Linked DNA regions of Homo sapiens: region 2 is linked to region 1. A link is a loop called in an ENCODE intact Hi-C map of the cell type or tissue named here. Cell type or tissue: breast epithelium. All regions are shown on one strand. Links, peaks and the distances in the headings refer to the core of each region. The heading gives the core; the rest is flanking DNA.

What was found. A loop is a pair of places that touch in the nucleus more often than their neighbours do. Peaks named below come from ENCODE experiments on the same cell type or tissue, not always from the same donor. Only the 100,000 strongest peaks of a DNase experiment are listed, where the experiment ranks them.
Region 2: a loop joins it to region 1, with 6 times the contacts of the local background. A loop is called at or near these places in 1 of 110 quality-filtered maps.

Annotation. Positions count from the first base shown.
Region 1 is chr2:182,860,765-182,863,577 of GRCh38, forward strand. All of the region lies in intron 1 of FRZB (frizzled related protein), which reads right to left. Among named protein-coding and RNA genes, the nearest start is that of FRZB, 4.5 kb to the right of the region's middle. In breast epithelium, for the core only: no CTCF peak of the experiment used is centred there; a DNase peak (open chromatin) is centred at 1,467; H3K27ac peaks cover 487 bases.
Region 2 is chr2:182,743,583-182,746,395 of GRCh38, forward strand. It overlaps DNAJC10 (DnaJ heat shock protein family (Hsp40) member C10), which reads left to right. Exons shown (of 24, transcript NM_018981.4): 14 at 16-130. Among named protein-coding and RNA genes, the nearest start is that of DNAJC10, 29 kb to the left of the region's middle. In breast epithelium, for the core only: no CTCF peak of the experiment used is centred there; no DNase peak of the experiment used is centred there.

The DNA.
Region 1 (2,813 bases), core at 236-2,735:
GCTGAGACAGGAGAATTGCTTGAACCTTGGAGGCAGAGGTTGCAGTGAGCAGAGATCACGCCACTGCACTCCAGTCTGAGTGACAGAGCGAGACTGTCTCAAAAAAAAAAAAAAAAAAAGACTGCCTCCCAGGCCTGGACTACTAAGGTATGGTGGTACCTTTCAACAATATAGAAAATACTAGAAAGAAACAAGTGCATGACTATGGGGAAATGATGAGTTCACGCTGGGGCATGCTGAGACCGAGAGACTAGGGACATGAGAATCTGGAATGTATAATCTCTACTATCTCAAAATTGCAGTGAAGTCAGAATCTCTTATCTCTTTGAATCCATTGTCTAGAAGCCACCTTTTATTCTCTTAAGCCATAGATAAGTGTACTTCAAAATACAATGAGAAAACCTTTGTTCCTTTAACTGCAATCTGCTAGGCAAAGAATAACAGATTCTCTAGAAAGTTAGGAATTACATTTCTTAAGGGACAAAGTGTAGTGTAGAACAGGCTCTGCTTCGAATTCTCTTTTTCTTACTAGCTCTGCTAACTTGGACAGTAACTTAGCTTCTCTATATGCCTTGGCTTCCTTTTCTCCAAAATGGGAATAATAATGAATGTGCAAAATGCACTCAGGACAGCACCTAGAACATAAGTGTTGGTTGCTTTTATTGTGTTGCTAATGGTTCCTGTCCTGAGGATGACACGTCCTCTCCCCAATGACGTTGTTGTTAAACATTTATATTGTGCTTTACCGTTTATCAGTAACTTCATATTACTATTTCTTTTGTTCTTCACAATCCCTAATGAATGTCAATGTCAAGCGACTAGTTCAGTGTACAAAATTAATGGCAAATCTAGAATTCCAACTAAGGGCCTGTAACTCTAAAACTGTGGTTTTCTCTAAATTGAGGAGATGTAGCCAATTCTTAATTATTCAAAACTATCTCTATTTGTTGGCTGTTGGTCTCCTCATTCTAGACACCAAGTAGAACTAGAAGAGCTAAATATAACCTAGTCAGTTTTGCAATTTGTAGCAACAACTATTTGAAGGTTTAGTGGGAATGAGATAAAAAGTAAATTATTAAGATTTGGAGACTACATAAGATTACATTACTCCTGATAATGGGGGTTGCTCTAAATAAAGTTAAATACTACTAACATAACACTGAGATACTCTTCCCTAACCCATCCAGAGTGCCTTTCAGTATTTTACACAATGAAGGATCCTCAGAAGCATGTTTTCCCTTTAATTCTAATCTAAAATTTCCATTTCTCCTTTCCATTTTCCTCCTCATATCACACTAAATAATTCTTCCTTCTTGGTACTTGGCCCCTCAAATATTTGTAGAACAGGGCTAAAGAAAAGACTGCCTGTTTCTCTGAGAGTGGAGAAACGATTAAATGGCAGCTCCTGCATATGAAAGTTGGCACGGCTCATGCCAAGAGAGAGAAGGCCTGCAGAAACGTGTTGAGCAAGAGCTGGGGAGAAAAGTTAACACTGCCCCAGAAGCCAGCACTGACTGAGGAATGATTATAAAGCCCTTGGCACGGCAAACTGTAGGTGTTGTGGAAATAGCTGTGAAATATCATACCATAAATTTTCTTAACTGCTTGATTCCTGGGTTTCTGAGATGAATTATTTGTAATTAACTCCTCCACCAGACTCATTCTTTTTTCTGTCGCTCCCAAGGGGATCTGCTCTTGAGCCTGAGGTCTAGGTCAATTTGTGTAAAAGGAAATACTAACTTTATATATTTAGAAGAAATAAGATTTGTTTTTCCAGTTAGGTCCCAGTGTAAAGCTTTTTTGTTTTGTTTTTCCCCAGAGATGAACTAATAAAAGTTCTAGGCTGCATCTGCATTTACCAACATAACCATTTCAAAAACAAAATAGAAAATGTTAGTCAATTTGTTTTAACAGTGATAATAGTAAAACAGCAGCAGCACTTTTTTCAGTGCTTACTAAGTACTAAAGCAATGCTTTATATGCTGTTTAATTTCTTTTCTTTTCTTTTCTTTTTTTTTTTTTGAAACACAGTCTGGCTCTGTCGCTCAGTCTGGAGTGCAGTGGCGCCATCTCAGGTCACTGCAACCTCCACCTCCGGAGTTCAAGTGAGTCCCTTGCCTCAGTTTCCTGGAGTAGCTGGGACGACAGGCACGCACCACCATCCCAGGCTAATTTTTGTATTTTTAGTAGAGACAGGGTTTCACCATGTTGGCCAAGCTGGTCTCCAACTCCTGACCTCAAGTGATCCACCCGCCTCGGCCTTCCAAAGTGCTGAGATTACAGGAGTGAGCCACTGCACCAGCTTTAATTTCATCTTTACCATGCCCTTGGGATGTAGATAGTTTTGTCCTAATTTTACAGATAAGAAAACTTTGAATTACAGAGGTCATATAATTTTCCTATAACAATAGTTGATGTCGGGGCAGAGTCATTCACACCTGGTCTGCCCCACTCCAAGCCTATCCTCTTTACTCACCACACAATATTAAAGATTTGACTGAATGTCATCACTAACTTGCTGAATGACTCAATTGAGCTGAGTTTTCAGATAATCAGTTGTACATGTAGTCACACAAAGTTATGCAAATATAAAATGTGTAAGATGAATAATAATGGTCAGGATGGAACCCGTTCTTTTCAAAAATATGATTACCCTTAGTATTTTGAAAGCAAAAAGTAGTTTCAAGCATTACTCCATTTCAGTAAGACTGCTTTGTAAAAGGTCCTAAGCTTGTTTGTGGAGTCATGATATACTATGAGAGAACAGATCCCCATGAATGGGTAGGATTTGAAAATCCTCTTGGCATCAGAAG
Region 2 (2,813 bases), core at 41-2,540, 120 kb before region 1:
CTTTTTCTCCTTTAGGTTGGCAGGTTTGACTGTTCCTCTGCACCAGACATCTGTAGTAATCTGTATGTTTTTCAGCCGTCTCTAGCAGTATTTAAAGGACAAGGAACCAAAGAATATGAAATTCATCATGGTAAGAATGGAAAAAAATGATAAAAAAAAACTTAGCTTCATTTTCAAATAGAAGTTTTCTAATTGTGCTTTTTAAACTTATTTTTTACGGACATGCTTATTGTAAATAACTTTTCTCAGTAAATATGAGGACAGATATTTTGAATTATATGTAGTCACTTTATTCTCTTTACCCTTCTTTTTAACATGAATGCCTTTTCTCTATTCAGTATTTTGATCAGGATTTCTGGTGATAAGTCAAGCTAGTGAGAAATTTAAGTCCTGCTTGTTTGCAAAAGTAAGCAACACCTGCAGTTTATATTCCAGCTTGCCATGTGTATCATCTCAGCCATTATAGGCAATTTCCAAACATTCTTTTGGATGTTTCTCCCACTAGACTTCCAGACTTCTTCATTAACTGCCTTGTTATCTTTCTTGCATTTATAATTTTATTTCAGCTTATTTGGGACTTTAGCTCTGCATTCATGTGAGTGCAGTCTCAATTCCAAGAGTTTGGACTACAGCAGAGTCCTTGTCCTGAAAGAGGTCAAATATAGCAAAAGAAACACACAGACTACCAACTACCATGCAGTTAAGTGAACAACAGATACCGATGAAATGCCCATTAGCACCTAGCACTGCTTTCAATGTTGAGGATATAAATTTGTAAGACATGAACTCCTTCAAGAAGTTTAAAATAGTGTAGCGGGGAACAGAGGAGGGAGATCCATAAGAAAACAAAAAATACTTTAATGGTCATTGTATATTAATGACAACAAGATCAAATAGATTTCTGCATAGTAGAGGTCAAGAAGTGGTATTTGAATTGAGCATAAAGTGCTCAATTTCCCCAAGCAACTATAGGGGAAAAGAAGTGAGACCTCTAGGCTGGAGGAACTTTGGGGTAAGATAACCCTCACAGTAACTACTGTTTATTCACTGCTGTCTCCAAGTCAGACATTCTGCCAGAAGCCTTGCATACGTGATTCATTTTTATCTTTACAACAGCCCAGTGAAGGAGAAAATGGAGACTCAGAAAGGTTAAGTAACTTGCCCTATGACAGACATACTAGAAACTAGCCATGGTAGATTTTGAATCCAAATTTGTCTGACTCCAAAACCTAGGCTAATAGCCGTTAAACTATACCATGCACTAAAAGTGCTAGAAATGACTAAGTTTTAATAATGGAATAATACTCTTTTTTATCTCTGAAATAGTTCTCAGACCCCCCCTCTTCTCTTCTCTGTGCTTACTGCTTTGTTTCAGGCCCATCATCGCCTTCATCTATGATAGTATTATCCTCTGGGAGGATTGCTTATCTCCTAGCCTTTCTTCCTTAAAATCAATTCCTTGTTGTGTTTGCAGTTATTACCCATTCTTGTGTCACTTTTCTGCCTTGACTTACCTTATTTCTTATAGCATAAGCGTCAGATTCCTTAGCATAGAAGCAATAATCTCATCTGTTTTGCTCACTGCTCTATCTCCAGCACCTAGAATGGTGTCTGGCACATAGTAAGAACTCAGGAAATGTTTGTTAAGTGGATAGGGTATGTTCACAGTCTGGCTCTGCCAGTTTTTCCAGTCTTAATTCCCACTGCTGCCCCTCCAGATAGTCTTAGCTCCAGCTACCTTTGGATGTTTGTGAATGCCATGTTCTTTCACTCCTCTGTGCCTTCACACGATTTTTCCTCCTGCATTATAATCACTCCTTCCTGTTCCACAGAATATTTAGCAAACTCCAAATTGCCTTTCAAAACTTAAAGCAGCTTCTTCCCTGGAAAATATATTATGAATCTCCAAGCACTTCCTTTTATGTGCTCTTACTAACTTTGTAATAGAACTTACATTGTTTCTTTGGATTAAAATAGTTATTGAGCATCTGCATGTACCAGGTACAGTACTGAGGAATAGGAAAAAATGTGAACTATACTTAGTAATCTCTAATACAAAGAACATTGTGGACTATTAGGGAAAACAGACAAGTAAACTAACAAATTTTTATTTTTTTTTTTTATGGACAAGTTTTTTTTTTATTTGAATTTTTTTTTAATTTATTATTATTATACTTCAAGTTTTAGGGTACATGTGCACAATGTGCAGGTTAATTACATATGTATACATGTGCCATGCTGGTGCGCTGCACCCACTAACTCGTCATCGAGCATTAGGTATATCTCCCCATGCTATGTCTCCCCACTCCCCCCACCCCACAACAGTACCCAGAGTGTGATATTCCCTTCCTGTGTCCATGTGTTCTCATTGTTCAATTCCCACCTATGAGTGAGAACATGCAGTGTTTGGTTTTTTGTCTTTGCGATAGTTTACTGAGAATGATGATTTCCAGTTTCATCCATGTCCCTACAAAGGACATGAACTCATCCTTTTTTATGGCTGCATAGTATTCCATGGTGTATATGTGCCCATTTTCTTAATCCAGTCTATCATTGTTGGACATTTGGGTTGGTTCCAAGTCTTTGCTATTGTGAATAATGCCGCAATAAACATACGTGTGCATGTGTCTTTGTAGCAGCATGATTTATAATCCTTTGGGTATATACCCAGTAATGGGATGGCTGGGTCAAATGGTATTTCCAGTTCTAGATCCCTGAGGATCTAGACTGACTTCTACAATGGTTGAACTAGTTTACAGTCCCACCAACAGTGTAAAAGTGTTCCTATTTCTCCACATCCTCTCCAGCACCTG